Linked DNA regions of Homo sapiens: region 2 is linked to region 1. A link is a loop called in an ENCODE intact Hi-C map of the cell type or tissue named here. Cell type or tissue: endothelial cell of umbilical vein. All regions are shown on one strand. Each heading gives the region's core, and the rest is flanking DNA. Links, peaks and the distances in the headings are about the cores only. Region 1 has its middle 160 kb from the start of DSEL-AS1. Region 2 has its middle 150 kb from the start of MIR5011.

Region 1 (5,391 bases), core at 312-5,311:
CTTGAATTGCAATACCCATAATCCTCACATGTCAAGGGTAGGACAAGGTGGAGGTAATTACATCAAGGGGCTGGGTTCCCCCATGCTGTTCTTGTGATAATGAGGGAGTCTTATGAGGTCTGATGGTTTACACGCATCTGTCATTTCCCCTGCTTGCACTCACTCCATCCTGCCATGGCAGGAAGAGATGCCTTCCGCCATGATTGTAAGTTTCCTGAGGCTTCCCCAGCAATATGGAACTGTGACTCAATTAAACCTCTCTCCTTTATAAATTACCCAGTCTTGGGTATTTTTTTCATGGCAGTGTGAAAACAAACTAATACAGTAAATTGGTACCACAGAGAGTGGGGTGCTGCTGTAAAGATACCCAAAAAAGTGGAAGCGACTTTGGAACTTGGTAGCAGGCAGAGGCTGAAAGAGTTTGGAGGGCTCAGAACAGATATGTGGAAAAGTTTGGAACTTCCTGGAAACTTATCAAATGGCTTTGACCAAAATGCTGATGGTGATATGAACAGTAAAGTCCAGGCCGAGGTGGTCTCAGATGGAGATGAAGAACTTGTTAGAAGCTGGAATAAAGGTCACTCTTGCTATGCTTTAGCAAAGAGATTAGCAGCATTTTGACTCTGTCCTAGAGATCTGTGGAAGTTTGAACTTGAGAGAGATGATTTAGGATATCTGGTGGAAAAAAAAAATTTAAGCAGCAAAACGTCAAAAGGAAGTAGAGCAAAAAAGTTTGGAAAATTTGCAGCTTGATGATGTGATAGAAAAGAAAAACCTGTAGTCCCAGCTACTCGGGAGGCTGAGGCAGGGGAATTGGTGTGAACCCAGGGGGTGGAGCTTGCAGTGAGCTGAGATTGCGCCCCTCCTCTCCAGCCTGGGAGACAGAGCAAGACTCTGCCAAAAAAGAAAAGGCGGGGAGGGGATGGGACGGGAGGGGAGGGGAGGGGGGAGAGGAGGGGAGGGGGGAGACGAGGGGAGGGGAGAACCTGGCCGGATACGGTGACTCACGCCTGTAATCCCAGGATTCTGGGAGGCCGAGGTGGGTTGATCACGAGGTCAGGAGAGCCAGACCATCCTGGCCAACATGGTGAAACCCCTACTAAAAATACAAACATTAACCAGGTGAAGTTGCACAGGCCTGTAGTACCAGCTGCTCAGGAGGCTGAGGCAGGAGAATCGCTTGAACCTGGGAGGCAGAGGTTGCAGTGAGCTGAGATTGCACCACTACACTCCAGCCTGGGTGAGAGAGATTCTGTCTCAAAAAAAAAAAAAAAAAAAAAAAGGAAAGGAAAAGAAAAGAAAAACCCACTTTCTGGGAAGGCATTAGAAATTTGCATAAATAACAGGGAACTGAATGTTAATCACCAAGACAATGGAAAAAATTTATCCAGAGCATGTCAGAGACCTTCATAGCAGCCTCTCCCATCACAGCCCTGGGGGCCTAGGAGAGAAAAATGGTTTACTGGGCCAGGCCCAGGTCCTGCCTGTTCTGTGCAGCCTTGGGACATGGTGCCCTGTATCCCAGCTGCTTCAGCTCCAGTCATGGCTAAAAGGGGCCAAGGTAGGGCTCTAGCCATTGTTTCAGAGAGCACAAGGCCAAAACCTTGGCAGCTTACACGTGGCCTTGGGCCTGTGGGTGCGCAGAAGTCAAGAATTGAGCTTTGGGAATCTCTGCCTAGGTTTCAGAGGATTTGTAGGCGGAAGTTTGCTGCAGGGGTGGTGCCCTCATGGAGAATGTCTGCTAGGACAGTGCAGAGGGGAAATGGGGGGTTGAAGCCCCCACACAGAGTCTCCACTGGGGCACTGCCTGGTGGAGCTGTGAGAAGAGGGCCACTGTCCTCCAGACCCCAGAATGGTAGATCTACCAACAGCTTGCGGCATGCACCTGGAAAAGCCAAGGACGCCTCATGCCAGCCCTTGAAAGCAGCCAGGGGCGGGGCTCTACCCTGCAAAGTCACGGGGTGGAGCTGCTCAAAACCATGGGAGCCCGCCTCTTGCATCAGCGTTGCGTAGGTGTGAGACATGGAGTCAAAGAAGATCATTTCGGGACTTTAATGTTAAATGACTGCCTTATTGGATTTTGGACTTGTATGGGGCCTGTAGCCCTTTATTTTGGCCAATTTATCCCATTTGGAATGGATGTATTTACCCAATTCCTGTACCGCCATTGTATTTAGTAACAAACTTGCTTTTGATTTTACAGGATCATAGGCAGAAGGGACTTGCCTTGTCTCAGATGAGAATTTAGACTGTGGAGTTTTGAGTTAATGCTGGAATGAGTTAAGATTTTGGGGGATTGTTGGAAATGCATAACTGTGTTTGGAAATGTGAGGACATGAGATTTTGGAGCGGTCAGGGGCAGAATGATATGGTTTGGGTCTTTGTCCCCACCCAAATCTCATCTTGATTTGTAATCCCGGTGTGTCAAGGGCAGGAGTTGGTGGAGGTAATTGGATTATGAGGGCAATTTCCCTCGTGCTGTTCTTGTGATAGTGAAATGCCAGCATCAAAGATCTGATGGTTTTATAAGCATCTGACATTTCCCCTCTTGCATTCTTTCTCTCTCCAGCTGCCCTGTGAAGAGGTACCTTCCACTGTAATTGTAATTTTCCTGAGGCTTCCCCAGCAATGTGGAATTGTGAGTCAATTAAACCTCCTTCCTTTATAAATTACCCAGTCTTGGGTATTTCTTTATAACAATGTGAGAATGGACTAATACAGTGGGACTTGCCTTTTCTTACATATCTAGTTTGGTTTGCTATAATAAATATATGAATAATGCTTTAGGAATAGCATCCGACTTATATTGTTACATTAACATGTATTCATGAGGACACTTTGTGGAGTTCCTAATTTACCCCTCAGTCTTTGCTGCTGGAACTCACTGCTGCCCTTAGATTATGTGTACACTCTCTGCTTCCTCTTGTTATCACTCATCAGTTTACTTAAGGTAATAATATTTTTTACTTCATAATCTGTGTCTTAAAGAGAAAGCTGTTAGCCTGTCCTAAATATTGAGACTTGATCAGGCTCTAAGATTACTGTCTGACTCAGGGCCATACCTCTGTGTGTCTGTTCAGAAAATGACTCATGGAATCAGTCTGGAAGCCGGCGAGGTCACATGGTTTTGAAAATGAGAAAATATTCCACGCTGACTCATTTAGGTCATGATAGAATTTTCTTTCTCCGTGTGATTGAAGAGCTACCGAACAGCTGTGGAAGAATACAGCCAATGTCCTGAATAGTATACGGCACCCACAGAGGGAAAAAATAGTTTATACCTGAAAACCTTGTCCTGAAAATTGGAGTGGTCTTTGGGAATTCCCAAGGCATAGAAATAACTAGAAACAAGTTGTTCAATGAGTAAACCTTTCACAGTGTTTATGAAAGTGTGGTCAGGATTTTATTCTCCCGAGGGAGGAAATGTTTCTTCCATCTTGCAGAAACAGCACTTTCAGATAATTTATGTGGCCACCACTTAGAGGAAGCAGACAATACATTTAGAGGCTGAGAATTAAGGAGATGAGGATATTTAGAAGTACTTCAAGAAGAAAACAAAAATTGGAAAAGGAATGATGAGTCTTTTGAAGTTTATTTGCAATGTATCTGTTTATTTTAATTTTCCCCCTTAAGAATAAGAATTTGTTGCAAAAAGGCTACTAATAAATGTGAAACTGAAGAAATAGAGCATACTTCTGAAAACTCACAGATCATGGTTTGAAGAAAACTCTGTGGAAAGTGAAATAAAAAACCAGGATCAATCCTCAGATCAAGAACAATACAGGACAATTCCTTGTCCCCAAATTCACCATAAGAGACACAAATAAAAATTTTAGTGTTAGAAATTCAATTTCAAGTTCAATTTGTTATTCAAAATATTATGTATATTTAAATAAAATCCTTCTATATACAATATAACAACAGTTCATTTAACGCTAGTGCATTCATTACATTTCAGTGTTCAGTGTGAATAGTGCATGTGATGTGAAAATTCTTGTGTTTAAATTCTGGTGAATATGAATGAGGGTAACTTTAGAGCTGGGAAACCAGAAAAGACATTTAAAAATAGGTCTTCAATAAAACTTTTCCCTAAGTTTTACAAATTCCATTTCAATGTTAACTGAACAGGAGACTATTTTTTTATTACTTTTTAATGTTCCTTTATTGGCAAATGTCATTTACAGTGAGAAAATCCAATATTTGCCATATAAGAGAGAGATTTTCCATTGATAGTAGAATTCTTTGAAAAGGTCAAGACTGCACTATTAGTACACTTTTCTTTCCAATGATGTTACACATTTCATCAGCCACCTGAAAGTTAATCCTTGTGATTATCTTTCAATTCCTTGTTACCACAACTTTTCCTTTATATATTATTCCATTTTTATTTTTTGGTGATTTTAATATTATCTCTCTTTCATGAGTATATCTTTCTGTATATTAAAGGAAAGACATGGCTTTCAAATTTCTCAAAATTTTATGTCTAAATTATTTATACCACGTGTGTCAAAACTCCAATACTAATTATGTCTATAATATGACAGTGTACACAGTAGACTTTATTTATATGCCATCATATATTTATAAGTAAGACAAAGTCAAAAGTCGTATTTGATAATGGTTTTAAATACTTTGATAAATTACATATGCATAAATAAATTACTCTGCATACTCTAAATTCCGGGGTAATCGTTTGTTTATTTGTTTGTTTTTACTAGATCTGTTCTATTCAGGAAACAGAAGATAATTAAAAAAAATAAGTCCACACTTGTAATGACTAAAGAGTCAAAAATAGTTGATTAAATAATTGTCTTAAGAGCAGTCGTATTTTCTTTTAATCACTCTAAACTACCTATGTCATAATTTGTTTTAAAAAACTTTTTTGCTTTTTTCTTAAAAATATTGAGAAGTAGAACACAGCATTATTCAAATCTGGGAAAATTTGTAATCACTGTTGAATTCTTATATATAAACTATGGTGAAAATAACAGAATATTAATAAAGTTTAAGGTTTTAAAATAACTAACTACAAAAATTGTCATCCATGTTGTTATGAAATTCTTTTTGTCAGACCTACTCTGAAAAATTGAAAAAAAATTCGTAGACACAAAAAGCAAGTTTATAGTTAAATTCATCCAATATAGCCTATCTAATATACTAATATAGATAATCTAACTGCTTTTAAAATATAAGAATTATTTTATAAGTCTTTTGGAAAGAAGGTATTTATTTAGAGCCTCTGCCTCCCTTTAATTAATCAAAAATTGAAGAATCCTCTTTTGATATGAAGTATGGTAAAGACAAAAATATTTATTTATATAAGCTAATTTTTAAAATTCTGTTCTTACATTTAGCATATTTTTTTGGCTGTTGAGTAAGACAATAGCCAAA
Region 2 (5,391 bases), core at 339-5,338, 130 kb before region 1:
TTGAATGGAAGGCCTGAAGACTGCAAGCATTAAGCGTTAACAGCCTTAATGAGTGATTCAAGAGGTACTCACTCACCAAACACCTTTGCGGATTCTATTTGACAGTGGATTCTGTTTATGTTTGTTGTTTGTAGATAAATGTTCTTGTTTCAAGGTGGGGAATCACAAACTATGTTGATGCTCTAATGCAGCCTTAATTTTTTTCCTAGGAAAATGCACAGAAAAAAAAATTTACATTTTATTTTGACAGATCTGTTTGCCCCCAAAAGACTCTCTAGTGATTGCCTAGAGATCTATGAGTGCCACCAACTGGAGAACTGCTTTACCAGATTATGTGTCACAAATCTTAAGTGTTCTTAATTGAAATTATGAGCTGAGTTTCAAAAGATGAGAAAGGTTTAGTGTTTGGGATTGATGCATCAACACATATTATGTGTCTTGTATCAGTCACCCACTAATCCACAGAAATTTCAAGTAGAGTATCTATATTCAGGAGATGGCTATGTAAAGTAATCTCTCCTTACTTGTTGGTTTATTGCTCCTCAATTTCAGTATAGAACTTTATTTCCGGTGATCAGAGTCAGACTACCTGGGGAAATAAGAAATTCTTTGTTCTTCACTAGATTAATTGGCTAGACTTTTATCCTAGCTTTAACTCCTGGATTTATTTAAAACAAAAAACTGGAAATGTGCATCACTCGACAACTAAGGAAATTTTCCAAACATACTCTTATACTAAATTCATGAAAGAGAGAGACTCAAATGATTGTTTTTCTAAATATATGTGCCACTTGTGCAAAGGTTTCCTTCTTAACGCCAGAGAACTTCTTAATGTCTTGACTATCACCAAGTTGTACAAAATGTCTTCCTACTTGAGAGTGACATTTGGGGAGGGTAATTTGATAAATTCGCTTATTTTTGTTTTGATTTTTTGTTTTCTCTTAATTCAGTGAGTATAAAAGCCATTTTTTAAGGGTAGAGATATTGATGTCTCTAAGGAGAAATGTAAGAGGTGTATTTCCTCCCTCCCTCCCTCCTTTCCTGCCTGCCTGCCTTCAGAGATGGAATCTCTCTCTGTTGCCCAGACTATAGTGCACTGGCATGATCTCGGCTCACTGCAGTCTCTGCCTCCTGGGTTCCAGTGATTCTCCTGCCTCAGCCTCCGGAGTACTGGGACTACAGGCGCACCCCACCACGCCAGGCTAATATTTGTACTTGGGGTAAAGATGGGATTTCGCCATGTTGGCCAGGCTGGTGTTGAACTTCTGACCTCAAGTTATCCACCCACCTCGGCCTCCCAAAGTGCTGGGATTACAGCGTGAGCCACCGCCCCCCACCCTTAATATCTTTCTTCATGTCATATGAGCCACTGCGCCCCACCCTTACTATCTTTCTTAATATCATACTGATCTTGGCCTATGAAGCGCCTGATTTCTATCTAGACAAAACTTAAGTTTATTTAAAATTATTCTTCAAACGGTACACCAGGAAAATAAATAGCCACATCATTTTTGTCCTTTTTCTAATCAAATGGAGCTGAGTTACTTCATCAATTGTTTTTATGGACTGTGCAATTTGTGAGAGCATAGCCTAAATGATATGGTTCCTCTCAAATGGCCATAATCTACTGCACTGTAAATCTTAGCAAATGAACATCAATGCATCTTTAACACCTTGATATATAGAGAAATTAAAGTCCCCAAAGTTATGTTTCCCCTCCTCTTTTATATAGAGAAATTAAAGTCTCAGTAAATATTATTCTCTAAATAATATATTGCCATCACGTGAGCATTTGTTCCCAAACCGCAAATAAGTTCGTGTACAAGGTCAATTAGACCACATAGACGTGAAGCTTAACTTGTAGTGAGCTGGGACTTACACACAAAGAGTGAAATAACTCCTTTAATTACTTTACCAGAAGTTCACTACTGTGTTCCAGGCTGACCACTTTAATGACAGGGAGCGTGGTAAGTTGAAGGCGGAAGCTAATGATAAGAAAACAGAGTAATTTCCACGATAGGTTTATTTGATAGCTCCCGTTAAGTCTATGCTACCAGAAAATTCTGCTTATTATCTAGCATTTTCATTTTCCTTTTGAAGGTTGAATGCAGTGAAAATGAACTGTGTCCTTCTATTCCATGCAAATCTGATGTACGAAAATGAGCCAAGCATTGCAGCACAGCGTTGCACATACACATAACTGTCTGAATAACAGGAAGGGAAGAAAAAGGAAGACAATGGGAGAAATTGCACTGCCCTGAGTCAGAAATCAGATCTGTTGCCATACAGCTGCCGTTATGTGATCATTTGCAAGTCAACGTTTCTCAATTGTTTAGTCATTTGTAAGACAAAAAGACTGGTTGGATTTCAGAGAATTTTGAATCCTCCTTTCAGGTTTAACAAGCAATAAATGATACTCTTCAGTGTAAAAATAATGCCAAGACATTATTTGACTTTAAATTAAATTCAAACAAGATATCTTGCTACAGTTAAAAGCTGAAATAAGTCGTTTATAATAAAGCGCATTTCCTCTTCTAAAGAAGAAAATCTCGAAGTCCTGTCTTTGAGATTAAAATTCCTGAACAAATTTCTAGAATAAATTTGAAGAGATTAAAACTGACGAATTCTGTACACAATCCAAATGTCACAAAGTACAGTGATTCACTCAAGGGGAAAGGATTATTACTTTTGAGTATTATCCCTTGCTTTCCAGTTCACATTATATTGAGTTGAATTATAGTGACTGAAATTGGCATAAAATTAATATAATAATGCCAACCGTTAGCAAAAAATTACATAAGGAAATTATTAGAAGTCATATCATATTGCTAATTCTCCAAGCAAGGATTCATACAATTATGCAATATTTGCTTCCCAAAACAAGCATATTTTTAAAGCCATTGTGAAATCCAACAGGACTGATGATGACTTCTTTTCACCTAAAGAGCTTGTTCTAATTTAGTAATTCTCTCTCTCTCTCTCTATATATATATATATCTCTCTCTGTCTGTCTCTCCCTCCCTCCCTGTCTCATCTGATCTATCTGCATGAGGAAAATTTTCTCTAATTTCCCATTGATAAGCTCCCAGAAGAAGGTGGTCCTAGTCTTCCAAAAGGATAAGCACAGTTTGGCAGCTCATTTCAATTTCGTGGCAGTATACTGCAGTACACAAAGTTGTTATGCAGGTAAGCCATGTCCTGCAAACAGATGTTTGTAGTCATAAATTAAAAATTAATACCCATAAGGCTAATTGCCAGCTGTTGCTCAATGAATTCTGAACGTCAGAGAGAAGGATGGATGTTGCTATTAAACTCTAAAACAACGCTATCTGAAACTATGATTTGAACCAGACCTTTGATTTATTGAATAGTCAATGTCTATCAACTCTCATTAAATATTCTACATAATTTTTTGTAGTCCAAGAGATTTGGGAAAGTATAAATTGTTATGTATACACTATAGGCCAAATACTGCAAATTAAATAGGTTACCTAGTTATTATTTCAAATACGCAAGGAAGATGTTATTTTCTCAATTTTAAAAATTAGGTCACTGAAGATCACATAAAATAATTAAGATGTTTAGAATCTCTAAGCAGTGGAAGAATTACTGTGTAAACTTCCACATACCATGTGGAATCAAAATATTAAAAAGAAGCCAGTCGTGGTGGCTCCTGCCTGTAATCCCAGCTATTTGAGAGGCTGAGGCAGGAGGATCACTTTAAGCCAGGAGTTTGAGATCAGCCTGTGCAACATAGCAAGACCTCATCCCTAAAAAAATTTAAAAACAAAATAAAATAATTAACCCATAAAATAAGTGTAAGAAGCACTAATTACATTTGATGTCCCAGTAGGAACACATATTTTTATAACACTGAATTTTTTTTTAAATCCCTCTCATTGCTTTGATTGTCCTGTTACCTGAAGCCTGTCACATGTGTTTAGACTCCCAATTAGTCTGCAGCACAAGGAGGTCATAAAGGTTGAATAGTGAGTGGGTAAGCTTCAAGTCCAACAGTATAAAGCCGATGCCCGTTCCTCTATGCCCTGACATATTATGTTTGTTAACCTGAAAATTCTATCCTGTTGTCTTCCTTGTCTTATAATTTCCAATAGTGTGGAAAATACATTTATTTTAAATCCCTAAAATAGAATGTACTGATTTTTACATTTACTATTTATCAGTTCTGTTAAAAACATACTTCATTATATTATACTGTCCTATAACTTTAAAATGTTTTAATAAGTAACCTATATTTATTTTCACCCTTTGGCAACTGAGATTTTACAAATGTTTGCATTTTGCTTTGCACACAAAGAAAAGTTTATAGTCAGATTTATCCTGCCCAATTTAAATTCATTCCAAAATAAGCACTGTTTTCTTAATGCTTGCTATCCCATGGCAAATCCATACGCTTCCAAACCCTGTATTCTGTATTTTTCAGGTAGCTTCAAAATCAGAGTATCATTTTTGCCTTATTTTAAATTATTTGTTTCGTAATGTATGAATTTTTGAATTAATATAGTTTCAAAGAGGCCAGGTGCAGTGGCTTATATCTGTAATCCCAGCACTTTGGGAGGCCAAGGCGGGCAGATTACCTGAGGTCAGGAGTACGAGACCAGCCTGGCCAACATGGTGAAACCCCATCTCTACTAAAAATACAAAAATTAGCCAGGTGTGGTGGCACATGCCTGTAATTCCAACTACTCGGGAAGCTGAGGCAGGAGAATTGCTTGAGCCTGGGAAGCGAAGGTTGCAGTGAGCCGAGATCGTGCCACTGCACTCCAGCCTGGCCGACAGAGCAAGACTCTGTCTCAAAAAAAAAAAAAATACATATATATATATGTTCAACATTAGCAAAATATGTTTGTAGAAACATATTTAGTTGATATTTAGTTAGGGAGAATGGTTTAAATTTTACTACATAACCCTTAAAAGAATTATTTACCCCAATTTAATAACTAACAGACTAAAGAAGCTCAAATGTTTTATGAGAAGACAAGCAGATAGGCTTCTAATGCTTAAAATTTTGTCCCAATTCTTAACTTTACTAAATATATTAAAATAAAATTTATGTAGTCATATTTCTGTCATTTAAGAAATTAAAAATAAGATATATATTATCTCTTACTCTGGATATTACTGTCTTTTCTATATGGAACTGTTAGTTATTAAAATTTATAGGATTACTCTTAAGATAATTTTACCTATTCGGTTACATTGTTGTAAGGTTCAAAATCAATCAGACATGTAAAGTACAGAGCCTGACACACACACACTTCCTCAATAAGACTGTTTTCTTCACTTGAATGGAAACAATATTACATTACATAAACTTAATGCAAACATTTTTTGAAGTCCAATGATATATTGTGAAGCAAATATTACATT

What was found. Hi-C counts contacts between places; a loop is a spot of excess contacts. Peaks named below come from ENCODE experiments on the same cell type or tissue, not always from the same donor. Only the 100,000 strongest peaks of a DNase experiment are listed, where the experiment ranks them.
Region 2: a loop joins it to region 1, with 4 times the contacts of the local background. A loop is called at or near these places in 1 of 110 quality-filtered maps.

The regions. Positions count from the first base shown.
Region 1 is chr18:67,357,227-67,362,617 of GRCh38, forward strand. No RefSeq gene overlaps it. Among named protein-coding and RNA genes, the nearest start is that of DSEL-AS1, 160 kb to the right of the region's middle. In endothelial cell of umbilical vein, for the core only: no CTCF peak of the experiment used is centred there; a DNase peak (open chromatin) is centred at 3,125; H3K4me3 peaks cover 261 bases; H3K27ac peaks cover 1,945 bases.
Region 2 is chr18:67,230,320-67,235,710 of GRCh38, forward strand. No RefSeq gene overlaps it. Among named protein-coding and RNA genes, the nearest start is that of MIR5011, 150 kb to the left of the region's middle. In endothelial cell of umbilical vein, for the core only: no CTCF peak of the experiment used is centred there; a DNase peak (open chromatin) is centred at 2,232; H3K27ac peaks cover 1,882 bases.